3 separate regions of the Mus musculus genome follow, and regions 2 and 3 are each linked to region 1. The links are chromatin loops, found by intact Hi-C in ENCODE. Cell type or tissue: left cerebral cortex. All regions are shown on one strand. Links, peaks and the distances in the headings refer to the core of each region. The heading gives the core; the rest is flanking DNA.

The links. Peaks named below come from ENCODE experiments on the same cell type or tissue, not always from the same donor. Only the 100,000 strongest peaks of a DNase experiment are listed, where the experiment ranks them.
Region 2: a loop joins it to region 1, with 3 times the contacts of the local background. A loop is called at or near these places in 2 of 42 quality-filtered maps.
Region 3: it touches region 1 in a loop (2.5-fold over the local background); 7 of 42 quality-filtered maps call a loop at or near these places.

Annotation. Positions count from the first base shown.
Region 1 is chr6:18,507,043-18,514,886 of GRCm38, forward strand. Cttnbp2 (cortactin binding protein 2) reads right to left here and starts at 7,827. Exons shown (of 23, transcript NM_080285.2): 1 at 7,613-7,827. The coding sequence starts at 7,693. In left cerebral cortex, for the core only: no CTCF peak of the experiment used is centred there; DNase peaks (open chromatin) are centred at 5,028, 6,169 and 6,692; H3K4me3 peaks cover 2,764 bases; H3K27ac peaks cover 2,775 bases.
Region 2 is chr6:18,745,595-18,753,438 of GRCm38, forward strand. No RefSeq gene overlaps it. Among named protein-coding and RNA genes, the nearest start is that of Gm23648, 22 kb to the left of the region's middle. In left cerebral cortex, for the core only: no CTCF peak of the experiment used is centred there; a DNase peak (open chromatin) is centred at 3,499; H3K27ac peaks cover 271 bases.
Region 3 is chr6:18,397,851-18,405,694 of GRCm38, forward strand. Cttnbp2 (cortactin binding protein 2) reads right to left here. Exons shown (of 23, transcript NM_080285.2): 12 at 7,334-7,413. Among named protein-coding and RNA genes, the nearest start is that of Gm40356, 34 kb to the right of the region's middle. In left cerebral cortex, for the core only: a CTCF peak has its summit at 3,405 (motif pointing right); a DNase peak (open chromatin) is centred at 3,409.

The DNA of each region.
Region 1 (7,844 bases), core at 1,915-6,914:
AATAGTTTCTAAAATCTCTAGCTCTCAAGTGCCTTGGTTTCATATGGGGGGGGGGGGAGGGCAACTGTATTAATGGATTGAGGAAATCTTACTTTTTTTTCCTTGAGACTAAAAGCCTTCGAGAAGTACTTGAGGAAAATTGATTTTGCATTTTTGCTTCAAAATTACAGAAATGTGTTTTTCCTAGTTTAATACTTTACACTAAGAACGAACTGCACTCAGATCTCTGTAAGGAAGCAAGAGTTTCTTTGAAGACAAATAAGAGCCATACAGAGGGAAACTGATGAGATATCTTGAACCTTTCAAATCTTGAAGGTTGCATTAACATGAATAGAAATTAAGTGCAACTTTCTAAACATTTAGAGCCTGAATTTAAAACAATTATACGAATTCTCAAGGGGGAAAAAAAAGCACATGGCCCTCAGGACTTCAAACTATTCAAAAAATTATACCCAGGTGTGGTGGCTCATTCCTTGGCCTAAACACTTGGGAAGCTGAAGGCAGGTTGCTAAAAGCCTGAAGCCAAGTTGGCCTGGGCTACAGTGAGATCCTGTCAGAACAACAGAAAGACAGGAAAAGAAAGGTGTGTGTGTGTGTGTGTGTGTGTGTGTGTGTGTGTGTGTGTGTGTGTGTGTGTTGCAGAGGGAAGGAGAGGGAAAGCGGGGGAGACTCTCTCACCCCTGCTTTTTCTTTCCTCAACTCACTTTTCTCACTGCCCCGCCCCCTTGGGTCTCATCTTTCTTCAGCAAACAGGGCCACCTTCACACTTGCAAGCTCTTGTAGACTGCAGAAATCTTTCCCTTCCCTTTCCATCCAGTCTGCTGCATTTCCTCATGTGGCAATTAATCACAGCCTGCCTTGTGCATTTCCCCAAAGTATGAACTCATCTTTAGAAACATCTCCCCATCCTTACTTGCTGTCAAGACAGCAAGAATATCACATCTTCTCATGCTTTCACCCAACAGGGTCTCTTACAAAAGAGAAAGCATGCTCTGGCTCTGGAAGCAACTAAGACACAACATGACAGGCTCCTCCAGAGGCACCTTTAGTCAGTCACATAGAGTAACCTACACTAGGGAAGGAACTAAGGAAGGCCTTAAGACTTGGTGAGAACTCAGGGCCCACCATGTACCTCTAGACAGGCAGCAATGCCTGAACACTTTCACACTAGCCAAGCAACTGTGTGTGGGAGGAGGGACCAGTGATGAGACAATGCCAGGAAGGGAACCCGGCTACGGGCATAGCTAAATTTAACCACAAGAAAGCTGAAGGGAAAACAGAAAAGTGGCTCTGACAGGCCTTTTCCTCCTCTTAGATTTCCTCTTCTTCCATTTTCTCTCCAGAGGGAAAAAAAAAAAGAACCCCCATTTCAGAAAAACTAACAAAACAAGAACAAAAAGCAAGTACTTTTCCATCAGATCTCAGATATCCATGCTGCCTAACAGGAGGCTTGAATCAGCCCCTCAGCGAGAAGCCTTCAACATCTCACGAGTGCCACAGAGAAGTTTGTAACACGCCACATAATGCATCTTGATTATGTGCAGGTGTCAAGTGCCAACGGGATGATTTTCAGATAAATGAGGACCTAGAAGGCAAAAATGATGGTCTTGGAGTGACCAAGCCCATTTGAAGAAGAGCTTGGGTCTTTGGATCATCTTGGTGCCCTTTTGGTGAAATATTGAAATGCTGGAACAAAATCAATTATAACTGTGTCCTCACTCCATAAATACTGTATTCACTATAGCCTTCAAATAGATCCCCAACCTAGTTATTTACTAAAAGAGAAGAGTCTTGGAGTCAAATCACTATTTCTACATGAACTACAGCATGCTATACACAGCATTAGTAGTCTTTAGTAGTAACTTAGTCATTTCTAAGTTACTTAGAAATAAATAGATACAACTAAAATCTTGGCAGTACTTCACCATTAATGCTACCATAGCCATTACACTCTGGACAGTAACTTCTGGACAGAAAGTGGGGAAGAAGGAGGAAAGGAGAGAGGGATGGGAGAGAGAGAGGGGGAGAGGGAGGGGAGATAAATATAAATGTGTTCTTTTATATGGTCCATGGGTGATGGCACCTTGCTTGTACAGACAGGTTCCAGCATTTTTCTGAATCTCACCAATCAGATAACCTGGCTGGCCATGACTGCCAAAGCCCAAGAAACCCTTTCGTCTCTACCTCCCTAAAGTGAATTCACATTACCATGCTGGGCTTTCTTAAGTGAGTTTCAAGCTCTTCATTGACTACAATATCACTTTAGCCCAAGACAAAGCCTTTTTAAATGTAATATAAGTCTTGCAGTAGGTAATTAGTCGAGAGGAATCTAATTAAGTCTTTTCCCCAATGAGCTGAGGTGGCAAGATCTATGAGCCCTGGGCAGAGAAGTGACTCCATCTCTGCCAGGCACGTGTGAAGCTGGATTCGAGTCCCACATCCCATGTGCCTGTCCACTACTCTAAAGCCTTGACTAATCTCTTCATTTCTGTCCAATCTTTTCCTGGGCTCAAACCTTTAGGAATTTGTCTCTCATCTATCAACCATTCCCTCCTCTCCACCTGTGATGGTTTGTATATTCTTGGACCAGGGAGTGGCACAATTTGGAGGTGTGGCCTTGTTGGAATAGGTGTGACCTGGTTGGAGTAGGTGTGTCACTGTGGGTGTGGGCTTAAGACTCTCACCCCAGGTGCCTGGAAGTCAGTCTTCCACTAGCAGCCTTTGGATGAAGACATAGAACTCTCAGCTCTGCCTGTGCCATGACAGCCTGGATGCTGCCATGCTCCCACCTTGATGATAATGGACTGAATCTGTGAACCTGTAAGCCAGCTCCAAGTAAATGTTTTTGTTGTTTTTATAAGACTTGCCTTGGTCATGGTGTCTGTTCACAGCAGTAAAACCTTAACTAAGACACCATCCTAATGAGTGATGTGGCATTAACTTTAACGTTAGAAAAGTCCAGGAAGGGAGCACTATGTTCATCAACATGTGACCATTCCATGCTCAGCCTCAGTTATCACAGGGAAGACAAGAGACTGAAAAGAAAACTAGCCAGGTAGTGGTGGCGCACACCTTTAATCCCAGCACTTGGGAGGCAGAGGCAGGTAGATTTCTGAGTTTGAGGACAGCCTGGTCTACAGAGTGAGTTCTAGGACAGCCAGGGCTACACATAGAAACCCTGTCTCGAAAAAACAAAACAAAACAAAACAAAACAAAACAAAACAAAAAAACTAAAAGCACTGAAAATCAAATTTTGAAAACAGAACTCTGGAAAGCATTGTTACGTCATTAAGAAGAACAGCTTAGAAAAGGGAATGAAAACGGACATGAAAATGGGGCTGGTGAGATGGCTGAGGAGGGAGAGGCACTTGCCTCCCAAACCTGACGACATGAGTATGAGCCCCATGGTCCAGAGATGGAAGGAGAGAACCGACTCTACCAAGCTGTCCTCTGACCTGCACACGTAAGCCATGGCATGTACACTAACCCTCCACCCTACAGCAAGCAACAGATGTTTAAAAACTGAAATTCAAAGGCCAGAAGATGTAGCTCAGTTAAAAAACACTTGTCCATAATGTCCAGTGCTCATAACTGAAGAAGAAAGGCAGGAAGAAAGTCAGTCTGTCTATTGACTTAAGGCCTGAAACATCTGCAGCGTTTACTATTATAAACCACAGACCAACATCTTCATTATTATCTTGTAATACAGAGTATATTTTCCAATTAGCTGATCAACATCAAGAATTATGAGAGCTTCTAATGAGCCTTATTTAAGAAATCAACTCATACAACTCTCCTGAAAGGTTCTACTCTACCCCCGCTACAGCATTGATGGCCACACGATCAACAGCAGCTATCTTTTCTTGCTGAAGAAGCACTAATGCTGTAAAATGTTTTGTCAACATATAAACTTATGGGAAACACATAAGAACAGAACCAACTGGTAATTTAGCTTTCGTATGGATTCAACCACAAATGGCCAAACGCTTTTCAACACAAAATTACTCCTATGAGAAATTTAACAGCAGCACCAATTGCTGTAAAAATAGACAGAACAGATGCAAACAGAAATATGTAAGCCATTGTTTAAAAACCAACAGTGTAACATGTAAAAATACCTCCATCCTAACCTTTCAAACTTTGCAAAACCTAAGCTGCGTTCTAAAACCTATAGCTGAAATGGTGACAGCTTTCTACTCCTCTTTGCGAACCTTTGCATGGGATGCCTGCAGAGGAAACTCAAGAAACGTCATGGCTACACAACATTTTCTGCCATCTCCATTCGTATCATCTTTCTGAGGGCCCAGCACACATGTCCTCCATCATGGGCTATCTCCAGTGCCTTTCATAAAACATTTCCAGATCCTTCCAGTAGGAACTCTCTCTCTTATTGTCAGTCCTAAAACGTCTGTCCACATTTTTTATGCCTGTCTTTGACTCCTCTGTACACTGCAGAGTTTACCATAGCCATACTTTGACAGGTCAAAGGCAGTAAAGATGCTACCCACCCACGATGTTACCACCTTCGTGACTGATGAGTGACGTGTGCTGAGTTCATGTCATTCCCCTTTTAAATTATTCTATCAAACTTTCAACATTCTCCGGCTACTATAAAACTATGATTTCATTTTGTGAAAAGTAAAAAAACAAAACTAGCTAAGAAGGCCCCTTTTTTTTGCATTTTTGTTCAATATTGCCACCTAGAAAACAAAATTTTCAAGGTGCCAGATGTAAAAGTTTAACACTGATGTGTTTTTTAACCAAAAAAACCCCGATGCCACGGTATTCCTTGTAATTGCCACCCTCATGGCAACATCTACACCTAAGCTTGGCATATCAGCTAATCCAGAAGTCCGGGAGGGGGGGCACTGGTTGCCTCCCCAAATACAGCTTTAAATGGATCTCCATTTTTTTCTTACTCCCAAATTCCACAGTGACAATACAAAGCAGACTCTGCTTTCCATACTGCCTACCAGAAAGAGTTACATTCTGAGCAGAAATAGCAATATGGCCTATAAAAGTCATCGCATTTGGCTGAGGTACTGAAAATAACCCAGGCTCCCAGCATGGATCACAGCGTAGACTATTAATACGATCCTATTGAATAATGTAGCTGTTAGCTCCGGGTGCTTTCAGGATTTAAACAACGAAGCACAAGGATAACAAACTAAATTTAAAACATTCCACTGGAAATTATATTAAACTGCAAACTATAAATTAAGCCAGTTACTAAGCAACAATCTAAATAGGAAAAAAAAAACCCTCTGAAAACATGCACTTTCAAAAATAGCCAATGGCTTTGAGGCTTCACTAGCCTAATTCTGCCAAATGTATGTGTGTGTGTGTGTGTGTGTGTATATGTATATATGTATATATATACATATACATATATATATATATATATATAAAGTTTTTTGTTGGCAAAAAGCAAAATATAGATTTAATTTTTAACCATTAGATGAAAAACAATCATGACAAACAGAATTACTGTACGTTTTCTTTAACCAAAAACAAACAAACAACAACAAAACAGCTAAGGCTGGCGATTGGGGTGGAGGAGGGGGGTGGGGGGGGTTAGGGCCTCTCATTCTAGCACTTTACGAGGAGGAGTTCATGGTAGGCTTTAGCTACATGTGATCCTGCCTCGAAATAAATAAATGAATAAATAAATAAAGACCAGTTTACTCAAGTAGCTAATGTTAAGAGCTCCTTTTTCAAGTGCAAACTTCTTGTTAAAATATATATATATATATATATATATTCCAATTTTACAGAATAAAAGGTAACATTTTTCCTTAAAGTAAACAGCTACTTTTACAAAAACAGTAAGTACTGTTATTGCAGGCTGGAAGCCTACAGGATCCCTTGGGAATCATGAAGAAGGTTCTTTCCAGATTTTTTTTTTCTTGACTTAATAAGAATCAAAAAATCCAGCTGCTAATTTATCCGCATTTGAGTTAGGCTCCTGACATTTCTAACCACTTGACAGGGAACACTGACCTTGTTGGAACAAAAGTCTTCCTGACAATGCAGTTTTGTTTATAGTCCTATACATCACACATCACAAAGCACATGCTGGAGTTGGTTTATCTTGTGCTTGAAATATCTTGCGGGCACAAAGGGGTGTTTTCTAAGTAGATTAAACAAACTATCCACCTTCCTGGGGGAGAAGAATAGAGTTCTCCCACACCTCCACTTCCCCCCTCCTCCTCATGGAGAACAGGACAGTCCATAATTTCAACTCCCAGAGGGACTTGTTTTAATAGACCCTTTCTCCCTTGTCACCGAAAGAAAGTAGCTCACAAGGGAAAGGCTTCATTTGAAATATCTTTAAAGTTCTTATTAGCAAAGAATGGAAAACTCAATTTCCCCCAAAAGCTCCCCAAGCCCAGATTCTTCCACTTTCACGATGGGGATTAGTGGTGCCCCTTCCCCTCCCCTCCTCTCGTGTTCTGCCTTTTGCAGCTATCAACCCAAGTACCTTCCTCCACATCTTTTTTTTTTTTTTTTTTTTTTCGTTCCAAGCCAGAGGTGGGAGGAAATTCAACAGCTCAGGTTGTTTACATCTGTTCCTGCCCTCTGCTGCCCAGACCCGGATTTGGATCTGGAGGTGGAAGACACTGAGGGGTTGTCCATGCGATACTCAGCTCACTCAGTCCCACTCCTCCAAAAGAGCTGTTGGATTTGGCCAAGAGTGGGAGGCGCTCCCAGACCTGTCTTTCTTTGCAGGTCTTTGCAGCTTTAGCAAGAGCTGCTTCCTCAACCTGCAAATATTTTCCAACCTGGCTTTGTGGGTCAAGACCCCACAGCAGGGTAAGAAGAGAATGTCTGTGCATGCAGACATTTAGAGTATCAAAGAAGGGAGCAGGTACGAGCCTAAGCAAGTCAAGGCGCCAGGGAAAGGGAACAATGTTTTGACACCGGGTTCAGAAAACCCAGTTCAATCCCGCTTTAGCTAGGGAAGAAGGTCCCTACAGATGACTGAGCGAGTGGCAGTCAGCTAGTACCCAAAGTGCAGGCGCTACGGGGCCTCTCTCACCAGTCTCCCCAAGACACATGAGCCCCCCCCCCCCCCACACACACACACAAAGAGCATCCCCACACCTGCCTAGCGATGGTTCACCTTCCCGCCTCTGCTACCCCAGGTCCCCTGAGAGGTGTCAGGCACCCCGAGACTGGCGTTCGCTCCGCACCCCGGAGAGGTGAACAATGGAGACTGAGATACCCCGCGAGTGAGCAAAGGGGTCACCAGGGACGCGTGTGGTGTCCAGAAGGACCGACAGGCCCCTAGTACCCGGGGGTGGGGGCTGGCGTTTCCCCACTTGAGCCCGCTTCTGGCCCTGGGGACACTACGGGGAAGGGACACACGAAGGGCACACCCCGGGGAAGGAATGGGTAATCAAGGGAAGAGGAACAGGAGAGAGGGGATATCCTGGAGAAGGAAGGGAAACCCTTGGGAAGGGAGACCTCGGGGAGTTAAAGGAGCACCCTAGAGAAAGACAAGGCATCCCAGGAAAGGACCGGGCACCCCTAGGGGAGTGTCCAGTGGGGACCCTGGCACCAACCCCAGCCCGCGTCTACGCGGTTCCCCGCGCCCAGGGAACTCGGTTACCGCCGCCTCCGCCGTGGCCCCCTCCGTGTCACCCGGGGTGCGGGACAAGTCGGGCTCGCAGCTCGCGCTGTCCGTCGCCATCTTCCTGCTCTAGCGGATCCGAATGCGAGCTCGGAGCGGCGGCGGGGTTCAGCTCTCTCGGCGCGGGCGGTACTTAACCCGCTGCTGGCTGTGGCCGCCGCGCTCTCAGCCCGGGAGCTCGGCCGCCCCCTCCCGCCTCTCCGCGCCGCCC
Region 2 (7,844 bases), core at 1,284-6,283, 240 kb after region 1:
GAGAGCGGAGAGGAGGGGAGGAGGGGAGAGGGGAAAGGAGGGGAGAGGAGAGGGAGGGGGCAGGGGGAGGGGGAGAGGGAGAGGGAGAGAGAATGTGGCCCCAAAGTCAACTGAGTTAAAATTGTATCTTATTGGCAACTAATGTTAAGTACTTCAAAATGTTTGCAGAAAAAGTCTTGCTGATAGGAGTAATATACTAAAAGCTAACTTGAAAATATGAGCAAATGATGAAGACATTGTTATTCTAGTCTTGTAGGTTTTCTGTAAATCTGAAGTTATAGAAAAACTGTTTCTATAAATATTCTTGTGCAATATTTAAAGACACTAGAGAAATATCAACAACATAGTACTTTTATTATTTCCAAGAAGAATAGACAATTACTAGTGTTGTCCCACTTACTTTCCTGTTTTGAAGCAAAAAATGTCCTGAAAACAAGCAGAAAAATTGAGCACATCTGTGTCTGCATAAAAGAGAAGAGTAGAAGTGACACCCACTAGAGTAGATTTAATTATCCCTTAAATTAGGAAATAAAACTCAGAGTATATGGTTACCCCAGGAACAGTATGATGGCTTTCTGGGCTTTGGCTTTTCTGCAGGCTTTTCAATTCAGCTAGAGCTATACATTAAAGTGTATTGGATGATTTTGTTATTTATGAAAGGTCCAAGATGTTAAATTGCTATTTTAGTTCCTATAAAAAAGCAAGACCCACCAGGGTTTGTCAAATATCAGCTGTCTAAGCTGGTCACCAAGAAGGACTTGATTTGTCTTGCTTTGATTTGGTTAAAATTCCCATAAAAATGTCATTTTAATGGTGTCATTTGATGGGAATTGTGATAAGCTATTCAAAAGTCTTTCAAGATTCTCGTTTCAAGATCACTAAATAATTTACATGGGTCAATATTGCTGAAACATGATACTAGAGAGTAAAAGTTGCAATAGAATTATAACCCAGGCCTGCGTTGCTCTTTGTCTAGCAGTCATCCTTACAAAGTTGAACAAAAATCAGTGCCTGGGAAGACTGGAGACTTGATTTGAACAGAAACTTGAAGTGCATACTGGAGAGACATGGGATACCATTATGGCCTTTCATCACATTTACTCTTCTTCAGATATTTGTATCCAGAAGTTCATATTTAAGGCTTTAATCTAATGTTCTTTGGTAAACAGAAACAAGGACATATGAAAAATGGGAATTCAATACTGAGCATCAAAACAAAACAGTGTAGACTTGGGGAGATGGCTCACTAGGTAAGTGGCTCACTAGTAAGGGACCACCAGAATCTGTATGAAAAAAAAATCTGGGCTCTTTGTAGGCATCTCAAATTCTAGTGAAGAGGAAAGGGAGAAAGGTGGACTCCCAAGAGGTTTCTGGCCACTCAGTCTGTAAGTGCTGGGTACTGGGTTCTGTGAGAGAGTCTGTCTCAGAATATAAAATGTGAGCAAGTGACAAAGACCTCTGGCTTCAGTACTCACATATGCAACACACACACACACACACACACACACACACACACACACACACACACACACACATATGCGAGCATATACCCATGCATATAAAAAACTAGATGCAAAAAAATCTTGGAGCAAATTGTGTGTGTGTGTGTGTGTGTGTGTGTGTGTGTGTGTGTGTTCACGCGCACATGCACACACCATGAAAAAGAACAATGTCCTGGAGTTAGGGTTTCAGGCCCACTATTCACACAAGGGAACCTGCTTGAGGTGTCAGGAGCTAGTGGACCTGGCTCCTCTTCTCTCTTCTCTAATGGATTCTACTTTTGTTTTTCCCTGTCCCTCCCTACTTCTCATTATTCCCTGATCCCATTTAAAAATCTACGAAAATATAGATTTCATTCCCTTGAAACTTCTCAGTAAAGATAGTCATGTTATTTATGCTGTTACCCCTTTGGAATTTCAAGAAGTTTCCTACCTTTTTCAATATCTTTTCAGTGCCCCCCTCTCCCTTGGCAGAGAATAAATCCTTAGTCCCATAGTAATTATCTCCTTTCCTTCAATCCCTTCAATGGAAAAAACCATAAAGAGTACTATTTTCATTTTGAATGACTTCCAATTGTAACACTTCACATCCCAAGAAGATAAAATTATTTTAATATAACTTTTATGTCCTTGCATGGGAAAAGAAAAGCAGCACAAAGCCACTGTTGTCCAGTTCTGTCCTTCCCACCCTTTACTGAGGGAAAACATGGCAAGTTGGGTAGGGAGACTTCTGTGAAGATAACCAATCAGAGGAGAATTTGTGATTGCTCTACCTCTAGACAAATGGCTACTATTGTGACTAATATAACCACTCATGGAAAAAGTGTCTGCATGGTTCTGCAACAAGACAGACTGGAACACCAAGGGTATACAGAGCCCGTGGTCTCTCATCTCCAGTAAATTATATTCTCACACATTTTATGATAACATTAAAAAATTAAAGAATCATTCAGGATGGTGTGGCTCAGTATGTAAAGCACTTAAAATGTAAGTCTTAGTGCCTGAATGAGAATCCCTGGAGTCTTCCTAAAGCCAATAGATGTTGCATATATCTGAGATTACGCAAGCATGTGCATACACACGCACGCACACACACACAGACACACACACACACACACACAGACACACACACACACACACACACACAGATTTTATAAAACCTAAAAAAGACAAAATAATAATTCAGTAAAATCATGGTAATTGTATTACTTGCATGAGTTTTGTTTTAATCAAGATTTCATTACGTTGAAGTGTGTGGAGATAAGAGAACGTGACTACAGAGCCTCTGGCCTAGAGAGAAACGGGTGGACCTGTGAGTCAAATTCAGATCCTCATGAGGAACAGTACCTGTTGTCACCTCTCCAGGCCCTAAGGACTTCTGTGAGGTGTTCAGCTGCATATAAGCAGTATTTATTTCTCAGTGGTAATATTGTATGATTTTTCAAAAACTTCTAATTTTGTATTGTCACAAATTTTAATGTTTTATAGTAAATATTAATGTAAAGTTAAATTTGTTTCTTTTTTAATTAAAAAGCAAACCTTGACATCGTTAAAGCATTCATTATTTCTCAGAATGAAAAGTTACATTAGAAATACCTGTTTTATATAAAAACTCAATACAGGATGATTTAAATGACCTAACACTGAAGTTACTTTTTAATACTTTGTAATGTTTAGCTTTTGGAAATATTGAATGTATGTGGAATCCTCTGGCAAAGTCAGCTTTCTTTGTGCAAATTGAGTTGTTATGGTTATATCACTTTATACTTGCAGCTAAAATGTCTGTATTATAGGTTTATAAATTTAAATTATCTCATTCCTATTGAATTTGGAAAAGGTGGTTTTGATTACCTATATGAGACCCAAGAGAGCCTTACGTCACTCTCTGAACAGGCAGACCACCAATCAAATACAGTGAAAATAAATTCTTACTGTGCTTAAAAGAATACTTTTCTCAGCCTCCCCCATCCTCTCCCACCAACCATCTGGACCTCCCTGCAGCCATGGGAGCAGCAGGAGAAAGAGCACAAGAGAAAGAAAGGGAACAAGAGTGAGAGCAAGAGAGAGTAGGGAGACCACCCCCAGCTTAGGAAGCCTACGAATACACCAGTCACAGGGTGTAGAGGGAAGAAAACCTCCCAAAACATGATTTTCCTGCAATGTCCAACTGACATGATTGGAATTTTAAGCAGATTCTCTAGGTCAAATAAAGGGAAACTATTTGGCAAAGGGTACGTAGAGAGATCATCTAGATAGTGGGATTGGGGACTGTGGGTGAATATGAGCAAAGCACAATGGTGTACATGAAAAGGTCAATAATGAAATATTTTATGCGTATATATTTTTTTCAAGGGGATGAAAATATATGAGGCTATGGTAAATAATATTAAAAATCCAGACTTTCAAATGGTATGCTTTGTCTACAAAGATTGGGGGTTCAATTCAGATTGAGTTTCTGTTGGTAGATGTAGAAATAAATTACAATCACTCCATTCTGCTCCCTTAACTTCCTACATTTAGAATGTTTTACAAACTCGTTTTGCATTTTTCCTAAGAATGACTTCAAAATCATGACCTTTTTGCATTACAAACACACATACATGCACATATACACACATATCCATATATATATATATCCATATACACACATATCCATATATATATCCATATCTGTATATATATCCATATATATACATATACTCATAACAAAATTTTAGATATGAACACCCTGCTTAGTCTATACAATATTACTTTTATATATGTTCTGCGTACTGACCACTACGTTTTAGGTGACTGATTACTGTGCTCTTCCCTGGGGAAGACTTTTTCTCCCACACTCTCAATTCCATTGTTGTCTGTAGTTCTTGTGTATGTTGAAGCCTTGTAGACATTATCCAGTCTGTCAGCATGTTTATAAAAATGAGCCAAGAGGATTTGAAGTGAGGAAAATGTAGGGGAAAATAATGTCTTTATATTACAATCTCAAAAAATAAATAATTTAAAAATTTAGCTAATACTTAGCAATATTGCATCACTTGATAAGAAAGTGGGGAAAAACAGGATAATTCAACACTCTGGTGCTGTAAGTAAATTTTATGATAAAAAAGAAAATCAATGAGCCTAATGAAACAGTTGGCAAGCAGCAGTAAGCTGTGTTGCTTAGTCCTTTGAAGGTCTTTGCTGGGTGCAGTGACCTCAGCTCCAGCAGGAAGGAGCTTCACTGGTGAGGCCAGTGAGAATAGAAGGTGAATAAGACTGATCATTCTCTAGAATTTGATTCCTTATTTTCCCTGTCACTAATGCTCTCCCACCCCTCTCCCCACTCTCTCCACAATTGCATTAACATTTATTAGGGAGCCCCTTATCCCACCTCCGTACTGGTTTACCACTGTTTCTACTCCGGCTGTACTTGGCCTTTCCCTCCAGTCTCATCCTCCATTCTACTACATGGAGATTTTCACTGTAAGAGAAAGAGCCTTTTTTATTTACATGAAAAGGGGGAAATGTTGGGGTTGGTTTGGTGCTGCTGGTATGTACTCAAATCCTAAATCCTGGCCCCTAAGATCTGGTTTCCACAGAGGAGCAAATTCTCAGGTACACCAGCTTTTGTTGTGTAAACTTTGCTGCCTAGGATAACTGGTCAATAAAATGCTAAAACCTGTGACTGGGCAGTAGAGACAGAAAGGCAAGATGAGTGGGGGCTTTCAAGAGAGAACAGCAGGGAGAAGGAAAAAGGATACAAAGAGAGGAGGAGGCTACCATGAGAGCAAATGGACCATAAGCACATGGTCAGGAGAAATAAAGTAATAAGAGACATTTGTCTGGGATGTAAGTCAGAATAGCTCAAACCCTGCCCAATCCAGGCTGACAGCTTATAAATAAAATACCAGGATGGTGTGTTTTTTATATGGGCTAGCTAGAACATATAATTTTTATTATAAACAAGTATTATCAACATAGAGGGGAGACTAACCACTCAAATAATTACAACTGCTAACAGCAAATATTTCATGTCACAGGATTTTCCCTGTCCAGTTACATTAGTGCAGAGAAGGCCTGTGACTAGACAAGGAAAGGGAGGTGGAGCTAAGAGTTGCAGAGACAGAGAGCATCTGGGGGGGGGGGGGTGAGAGAAGAAGGAAGATGTCTGCTGACATTAACCTGTGAGGTGATTACCAGCCACAAATAGCTATGATTTCACAAGGTTAGAAATATTTGGATAAAGCTTTTATCATTATTAATTGGCTCTGAAATTATTGTATTGGCGTCTTGAAAATTGTGATTATTGATACATAAATCTAATTGGTTAACTATAAGCTTAAGAGTCTTGATTTTACTGAGTTATTGGGTTATTGGTTATTGTCATATATAACCATGAGGTTGGCAGTTTCATTTAGTTATTGGAATGTGGTATTGCTGACTACATGGGTTTATGGCTGAGGAAGAACTAGCGGCCCCCAGGACAAGTGAGCCAGATGCTGCAGGGGCTAGCTAAAGAGAGGTAATGGCTGAGACAGGCGCACAGGAGCATGGTCCTGCCCCGGCAGAGAGTTGGTGTGCTTTTTTTTTTTTTTTTTTTTTTTTAAATATTTCCTGCAACAATTTCAAATTAGATTTTTAAATTAAAACTAATTTGAAATTTAATTTCAAATTAAGGTTATGATTACAAAAAAGCATGTAGATGTTGTTGTGTTTTATAACAAAGAAGCCAGGGATATGTTTGGTAGAGCCGTAGTATGTGTGGGATAAGGGGGTGCCTCTGTGTACCCATGCTAAGGCATCCCTTCCCCCTGAGGTACCAGCCACGCAACGGTATAGTACAGAATAAAGTTTATTTAGGGCATGGAGAGGGCATGGAGTTGAGGGGTTAGTAGAAACAGAGAGCGAAGAGAGGAAGGGAGTAAGAAGAGCAAGAGAGTGAGGAGGGGGGAAGCAGCTCCTTTTATAGTGAGTCAGGCATACCTGGCTGTTGCCAGGTAACTGTGAGACAGAGTCTAGAAGGAATGCCAGGAGTTGGAACCTCTTTAAGTGAATGCCAGTTTTCTAGTTCACTTAAAGCAAGTGTTTTACAACTTAAAATCAGTATAAACAACATTAAAAGTGCATATATTGAAATCACCTTCAGTCACCTGTTTTTGGAACATGAGTGTAGGATAGATACAGATTTCTTTTCTATTTTTATTAATTTATTTATTTGCTTTAAGTCCCAATTGCAGCTTCCCACCCCCTCTCTCCTCCTAGTCCCTCTCTCTCTCTCACCTCATCACCTCTCTATCCCTATCCACACACCCTTCCTCTTCCTCCATTCTCCTCAGAAAGGGTGAGGCCGCCCATGGATATCAACCAGCCTTGGCAGATCAAGTTGCAGTAGGACTAGGTACATCTTCTTCCATAGAGGCTAGACATGGCAGTCCAGTTGGGGAAAAAGGATCTAAGGGTAGGCAATGTAATCAAAGACAGCTGCCACTCCTACTTTAGGAGTCACAAATGATGACCAGCTACACATTTTGTTCAATTCAATGTATCTATTTGGACATTTGCACATGAGATATCTCTGAATAGCTATGCCATTTCTATCAGTGTTTGCTTATTTCTGTCCCAAGAATGCATCGTGGACATCAGCCTTTAATGTACTTCATTACTTGTGCCACAGAACCAGTAACAGGGCCAATTTAGATCTGTACTAGTGTGGGGAGAGCATGGGATCAAATTCTTGTCCTGTTCTGAAAATGGAGGAGGCAGAGTCTAAGAGACAAGAGAGGATAAACTATTAGACTGGTGTCTTAAGGATAAACTTTGGGTTGCTGATACAGGGAATGTTAAATACTGAAAATGCTCACAGCTTTGCATGTGGGGGAAATACATTACAAACAACCAAAGTGCAGGCCCATAGGAGTAAAAGAGGCTCCTATCATTCTGAGGGTCTTATGGAAGGCTCAATGAGAGAGAAGTCTAAGTAAGGGTGGGCAGATTTGTATGTCAGATCATTTTGTCCCTGGTTGGTGAGATAACCTCTCTCCTATTCCTTACCAAATCAATATCCACTCACTAGCACAGAAAGCGGAAAGAATGGCCCTGGTACTTGGAGAATGAAAGTTTTCTCTACCAGAAATAGTTAAAGAGTTTCTGATGGAATAATTTTTTGATTCTTCCCAAGTTGTGTATCTCTGCTAAAAACAATATACTTGCTTAACCGTGGATGACATAAAAAGTTCAACATTCATCTTATATGTTTTCCCATACATAATTAATCCAAGGCAAATAGGAAAGATAATAAGAACATATTGGTGCTTTAAAAGACTTATTTCTTCTAAATATAGCATTATTTTTCTTTCAAATGTCAGC
Region 3 (7,844 bases), core at 1,284-6,283, 110 kb before region 1:
TGCCGGTTATTATTTTGTAAGCTAGAGAGAGAAGCTAAAAAGAATCATTCTTCAGGGGCCCCGTGATGGTGAGCTTAGGACTGGCAGTCAGGGTATGTAAGACCAGGTTTCTGATAGCCATGAGTGACTTTTCTCTGAAGTTAAATACTGTTCTGCTGTTGGTATGCCTTCAGTACACACTGGTGGCTATAGCTACCCAGCGAATGTCACATCCCAAACACCGTAGACTGGACACAGTACTGGCACAGCTCTTTTCTGTGCTATTGGTGGCCTAGCAAGGCAATGGCAGTTGTGCAGGCAAGGACCGAGACTGAAGCAAGGTGTTTTTCAGAAATGTGAGGATATTCTGGAAAGTACAGCTGAGGTGCAGTTTCTAGGCTGAGGAGTTGCTGCACCATAAAAATCATCAGAGAAAAATATAATTGAAGAATATTTCTGAGCAGTAATTGTTCTCCTTTGTACGTATGAGTGGGAATACAGAGAATGTGTGGGATTATACCTGTCATTAAAAATGATGACGAGATTTGTCTAGTTCTGGCCACTTCTTCTCAATCTTAAATAGAATCTACAGAGGTGGACTTTTTTATTCTTTTGGTTAGCTTAGGAAATTTTACTATGTTTTGGGTACCATCTACTGCTTTCCTATATTTCTAAGGAACAACTACAATACTACTCTTTGTTCCTTGTGAATGCATCTGCCATCTTATGACATGATTGTAGCTCTGACCTTCTGGTTGGCATGTTGAGAGAGCTCCTTCAGACAGCTTTGTGCCTTGTGCCTCATGCAGGCATCAGTAAGTTCATCCTACTGTTCATCATCTCAGTGTTATTCTCCACTGGCTTGAGTAAAGCCTCAGAGCATCTTCAGTTTCTCATCTAGTTCCTTACTTCACCCAACTGCTTCCCAACATTGTTCTTTTCCATCCTAGTCCACATTTTCCTACAAATTGCTCACATTGATTTCACAGTTTTATTTCTTTGCAGCCTAGAGAATTGCCCATATTTTATTGGTCTGGTTTTTCAATGGCTAGGATCTGTACTGGTCCCCTCCCATGCATAAGTAGAAATTATAACTGGATCTAAGGTGGTAAATTAGGGATGGTTTCCCTAAGAGTTGAGCCAGCTGGTTTTATGTCAATTTGATAGAAGCAGAGTCATCTGAGGGAAGGGAGCAGCAATGGACAAAATGCCTCCATAGGGTCAGGCTGTAAGCAAAGCTGTAGGCAATTTCTTATTTAGTGATGTATATCAGATGGCCAGCCCATTGTGGGTGGTGCTGTCACTGGGCTGATGGTCTTGGATTCTATAAGAAAGCAGACTGAGCAAACCATCTAGAGGAAGCTAGCAAGCATCATTTTCCCCACAGCCTCGTAATCAGCTCCTGGTACCAGGTTCCTGCCCTGTTTGAGTTCTTGCCCTGAATTCCTTCTATGATAGATAGTTCCATGAAAGTATAAGCAAAATAAACCCCTTCTCCCTGAACTTATTTTGAGTGGAACGTTTCATCACAGCAATAGCAACCCTGATTATGACAGGAGGTATCAGTGCCCTTATGAAAAGTAATAGAGCAATCCCCATTGCCTTTCCTACCATATTAGAACACAGTAAGAAGATACTATCTAGATCCAGAAAACAGACCCTCACCTCACTGTACTGCTGGTGCCTTGGCCTTGAACATCCTGGCCTCCAGGTGTGTGACTATAAATATTATAAGCCATCTAATCTCTGACATTTGTTAAAGCAGCCTTCAGAATGACAGTATTTCCCTATAGGTATAGCATTAATATTTTATTGTTTAAATGCTGTAAGACCATGGGGAATTTGTTACACTAACACAAGAAGTGGGTGCCACTCCTGGATTCACTTTGCTAGCTAAAGCCCCTTAGGTCACTGGGTGAATGACTGACTCATATCTATAAGTCACTGATTAAACTATTGGCTCCAACAACAGTTACAGGATCCTGCTGTGCAACAAGACAGAGAAGTGCACAAGGATGAACTACAGCTGTTTCTCTCCAGTCCCACCAAAGTGCTCATGGGTAATGCACCTCTCAGGCCTCAGCATGGTCTCACCAGGCTTCATCCACTTCTTTACATTGTCTAATGGATATGAAAGGATTCACATCGATAGAGCAGATGAGACTCTCACTGTGCAGCCAAATTGGAGCCTAACTGCTCAGGCTTCTCACTGGTGTCAGTCTTGTACTTTTGAATCCCCGGGAAGACAGTAAGGAAGGGGTGACAGTGTTTCCTAGCTCATTGCAGGGAGGAATCAGAGAAAACGAGCCTAACATTCCCAAGGCAGTAGGGAAGTCTTTGGGTCTCACTAATGGAGACCTCAGCTCTGTTTTTCTGACGTTTTGTCCTTTTTCAAAAAGCACCTTAGTGGTAAACTGTGCACCAGAAATTGCTGTCCAGGTGCAATTCTATACTAGTACTCGCCAGCTCTCCAAATTAATCCCCTATCACTCTGAATTGCTGAACAGAAATTCTTTCACAAGGAAGGGATTGTTTCATGCCAGTGAAATGGGATACAGATTTCCAGGATTTACTGAACATTCTGCCCCTGAGATTTTCAACTGGCCTTGCAATTTAATCTTGGTTCGCTGCTGAAAACAAGAGCACTCTATTCATTACAACTCTCCTGTCAAGCTGTCTACACTTCCTGAAGGCTGACTCTGAAATCATATAACAGCAAAGGGTCCAGCTTCCGAGATGAGCTACAAACAGCCACACCTCACCTGTTAAAGCACATATATTTTTTTAGGGTGCAAACGACAGGAAACAATTTAAAATTTATTGAATGGACCTCTTCTACAAGCAGTAAACTCTTCACATTTATGCTTTATAATATCCTCCTTGAAGTACAATAAAATATAAACAAAGAAGTTACTGTATAGATAAAGAGAAAACAAATGTACAAAAGTCCTGATTGTTTGAATTTTAAAATATACTTTCTAATCATGATCTCTTTACATTTCAGGTATTACCAGTTCTTTTTGTTGTTGTTGTTTTTCGAGACAGGGTTTCTCTGTATAGCTCTGGCTGTCCTGGAACTCACTCTGTAGACCAGGCTGGCCTCAAACTCAGAAATCCACCTGCCTCTGCCTCCCAAGTTCTGGGATTAAAGGCGTGCGCCACCACGCCCGGCTCTTACCAGTTCTTTTGCTCACTGTTTCCTTTGATCAAATGATACATAGGTATATTGATTATCATTTGCAACCAACCAAAATTAATTACTGAAAGCCAACTAGTTATAAAACTAGTTCATTGATACTAGTATGCATATGAAAAGCTTTGTCAGGAAGACAACCTATCCATTTCAGAGTTATCATATCACATTTCCCCAAAGGCCAAACTCTTAGGTAGAATATAAAATCATGCTCTATGCTTCATGCCTCCAGCAGAGGGCTCTACAGTTAGATGGATTGGTAGGTAAGCTAATACTGTTTTGGATGGAATTGCTGATGAAAAGGAAATCTGTTTGAAAATGATGAAATCAAGTTCAACTTCTAAAATTATAACTTGAGTCACAGTCACCAGAGTTATTCTGCTATAGTGTGACACTTTTGCTTATTAGTAAAGGTACACTGGCCTCATTATCATGACCGATACTAATCCAATTTAGTCTTGGGTCTTCACATCCTGTTGGGGGTCCCATATCACATGTCAATCAGGGCTTTTGAAGCATAATGATTCAACAAGCTCAACAATGGCCCAGCCATTCTTTAATTTTTTCCTTCTATAATGTTTTCCCACAGAATGGGGAGTTGTCCATTGCTTTCCATGTGCAAACTGAGCTGTGTCTTCAGATTTGTGGTATTTTGAAGCAATAACACCTCAACTTTGGTTTGCTGTTCCACTTGTCATACACAGTCCGCATAAGACCTGCTGCCCAGAGACAGTTTGAGGCCAGCTGTGCTGAGACATTAAACACGAGAAAGACTGGAAAAATAATAGGGCATTACTTTGCCAATAAAAATTGGGATAGCTGTCAATTAAAAGGTCATGCTTTACAGCTAGGAATTTCACTTCAGTCTCTCCCGACACATAATTTCAAAGAAATGATTTACTGTCTTTGGGGCATGAATGGGTGTTACTGTCAATTCAGTCACAGAAACTGCTCCTGAACTTCTATCATCTCAAAAGTCACTCCCAGGTAAGTGATGTACACATTTGAAATAATAGCCATGCAACTGTACATTTTTCGATGAGAAAACAAGAATTAATAACAATGACTGGTAATTCTTGAAATTTGAGCAGAACTATCAGTGGAGTTAGAATGTAAGTAATGATCTATCCAACTAGCATTTGGAATATTAAAAAGAAAAGTGAAACTTGATTCCTTTGTGTTTTGTGATTTGTAACCATTTTGTGAGGTCACTCTTAACAAAACAAACATAAAACCCCTCTGTTTTGGTTTGGTTTTTTTCTTTTGAGATAAGTAGGGTCTCAGTTTTGTAACCTAGGCTGCCCTTGAATTTACAGCAATTCTCTTGCCTTAGCTTTAGCTCTTCTATGTTTACCAAACCACACTTCCCTGTCAACTTAATGGGGCATTTCTCTAATAGAATGAAGTGTTACAAAATAAACTGTAGTGGCTAGTTCTATGTCAACTTGACACAAGCTAGAGTCATTCCGAGAGGAAGAAATCTCTTTTAAGAAAATGTTTCCACAAGGCTGGAGGGAAGAACATTTCCTAATTAATGATGCTTGAGGGGAGAGTCCAGAACATTTTAGGTGGGGCCATTCCTGGACTTGCAGTGCTGGGTTCTATAAGAAAGCAGGCTGGGCAAACCAGGAAGCAGTATCCTCCATCACTGCAGCATCAGCTCCTGCCTTTAGGCCCTTGCTGTTTTTGATGGTGAACTGTTACATGGAACTGTGAATGAAATAGAACCTTCCCTCCCCAAGTTGCTTTTGATTATGGTGATTCATCACATTGATAGAAGCCCTAACCAAGAAAAATTGGTACCAGAAGTGGGGTATCTCTGCAGGAGACCTGACTATGTTGTTTTGGAGATGACTATGGAAGGATTCTGGAACTTTGAGCAAGAAAGACCACTGAGTGTTGAGAGATCAGTAAGCTGGTATGAGGGAGCTTGGGAGATACAAATGGTGAGAGCAGTGTAGATAATGGAGGTTTGCTTTGTGATGTTTCACAGGGAAACAAAGGCTCTACCTGGCCTACTGTGTAAAGAATATATATGGTGTCTGTTCAGCTGAAACTAAAGAATTAGCTATGGTTAACAAGAGACCATAACCACTAAGGTAAAAGGACAAGATCTATAAGTTGTCTCCATAAGATCAAGCTATAAACAAGTCAGTGGAACATACCCTTAATTAGTGATTCTTAGGGGAGAGGTCAGCCCATTGTGGATAAGGTCATCCTTGGGCTGATAGTACTAAGTTCTGTAAGAAGCAGGTTGAGCAAGCCAATGAGCAGCACTCTTCTCTGGTCACTGATTCAGCTGCTACCTTCAGGTTCTTGCCCTCATTGGTTTGATGAATTGTTATGTGTAACTGTGAGCAAAATAAACTCTTTCCTCCCTAAATTTCTTTTGGCCATGGTGTCTCATCAGAATGACAGTAACATAAAACCCATCAAGATCTTTAAACTGTCATAGTTTTTGGATTAAGACAATTTAACCCTTGGTCAAAACCTTGGATAATACGGTGATGTTGGGAGGGGAGAGGGGAGAGGAAGTAGCTATACTCACAGCCTGGGGCTCATATTCCTGACAATCAGGGGGCCATACCCTCAGCTTTCCTTTAAGTAAGGGATTAGCTGGAGTTCTTCCTCTTGGGCATATTTGATGCTTTGAAGGGAAAGGAAACATATAAAAGCAAAAAGAGAAAAGTGATAATGTCCCACAGAGAGGCCTAATTAAGTTCCCCCTGGCTGAGGGTGCAAGGTGAGTTCAGACTCCGAGGTCAGCTTTATCAGTGCATAGCTTTACCAAAACATTAATTTAAATGTGACAGAAACAACTTGTGTAAAGAGTCCCAAACGAACTATTTTTTTAAAGGCTGCCTAAGGGAGCCAGCAGAGCTTTTATTCACTTATTGTTTTATGGCATTCATAGTAGTTTCAGCAGATCTCACTCAGACACAGGGTACCTTAGGCACTTCCAACATTTGGGGTCCATCGGTGACTATGTATGCTGCTTTGATCATAAGATCCTTTTAACCTCTCTTTGCCTTACTTATTGTAGGGATGTTATAAATAAACAAACCAAGTAAAAACACTTGTATCACCTACATCTACTAAGTATGTAACAAATGTATCATATTTTCTTGTCTGTTTTGTATCTGATTTACTGCTTTCTTTGATATTCATATTCCTCTTCTTCCTATTAAGAACATACTGCCAAGTTTGAGCAGGAAACTCTGTTACACCACAGCAAGACACATTTGCTAGCTCAGTAGGAGGCTGACTTAAAATACTAGTCAATGGGCTGCAAGCAGTAACAGTAGAATATGGTGCTGAGACTCTGGAACTTGGATGTTCACCATGCCCAGACCTCTCACCTGCTGCAAGTTAGATATGTGAAAAGAATAAACTTCAGACCTCGTGATGGTTTGCATATGCTTGGCACAGGGATTGGCACTAATAGAAGATGTGGTCCTGTTGGAGTATGTATGGCCCTGTTGGAGTAGGTATGTCACTGAGGGTGTGGGCTATAAGACCCTCATCCTAGCTACCTAGAAGTCAGTATTCTGCTAGAAGCCTTCAGAATAGATGTAGAATTCTCAGATCTGCCTGCACCATGCCTGTCTTAGACACTTCCATGTTCCTACCTTGATGACAATGGACTAAACCTCTGAATCTGTAAGCCAGCCCCAATTAAATGTTGTCCTTTATAAGACTTGCATTGGTCATGGTGTATGTTCACAGCTGTAAAACCCTAACGAAGACAGCCCTATTTAATCTCTAATTGTTTGGTTTCTGTAAAAGAGGCCAAATCAATATTCCAACAGATGTGAACTTATTTACTTAATGTTAAATTGTATTAGGCATCTTTATATGAATGCCTATTCCTTTCTGTGTCTATTATTTGATGGCACATCCTTATTAAGGGGCAGGTAATATGTTTCTACCCAAGTTAAAGCACTTTAGTCATCACAGGTAGTCTCTCTGGGACAAAGAAATGGACATGTGGGTTATAGTGACAGAAATCCAGGCCAGTGATGGACAGCCTGCCAGGGAGGGGTGTGTTGGAGAAACAAAGTCCTAACTTAGAAACGTGAGGTGGGTGGGCTCCCACACTTGTCTACATGGACCACCTGATGGATGGATGTCTCAGTAGTGACGATGACAGTGCCAACATACCAGCCTGAGGTAGTTCTGCAGCATCTGAAGTGGGATCATGGATGCGTAAGTCACACTACTGAGGCAGCCTTCTTGGGGACCTGTGAGAAATATACACAGAGAAGGAAAATTGGCCTTCTTGTAAAATACAGATGATCAAGACACCACACAAGCTACTATGAAAGAAACAGGATAATTGCGGACTTAGAGGAGCTGACATTTAGCCAAGAAACCTAAGAGTGAGTATGATAACTAGTGCTCCTGGAAACCTGAAAGCTCTACAGTGATCCTTGCTGCCCCACCCCCTGCCCCAAGAAGGTCCTAGGACCATTTTAGCAACTACAGCCAGGAACTCCAGAATCCAGCTGTAACTCTGTAGCTGAACATGCAAGCTTTTGTGCTTCACTGTTCATTCTTGAAAGCTAACACAGATAACCCGGTCTTTGGAAAACTTTAGTCTCGCCTAATATTATTTTACAAGTCCAGGGTCTTCTTTTAGGTTCTATCCCTACCTCAAGTTCTGACACTCAAC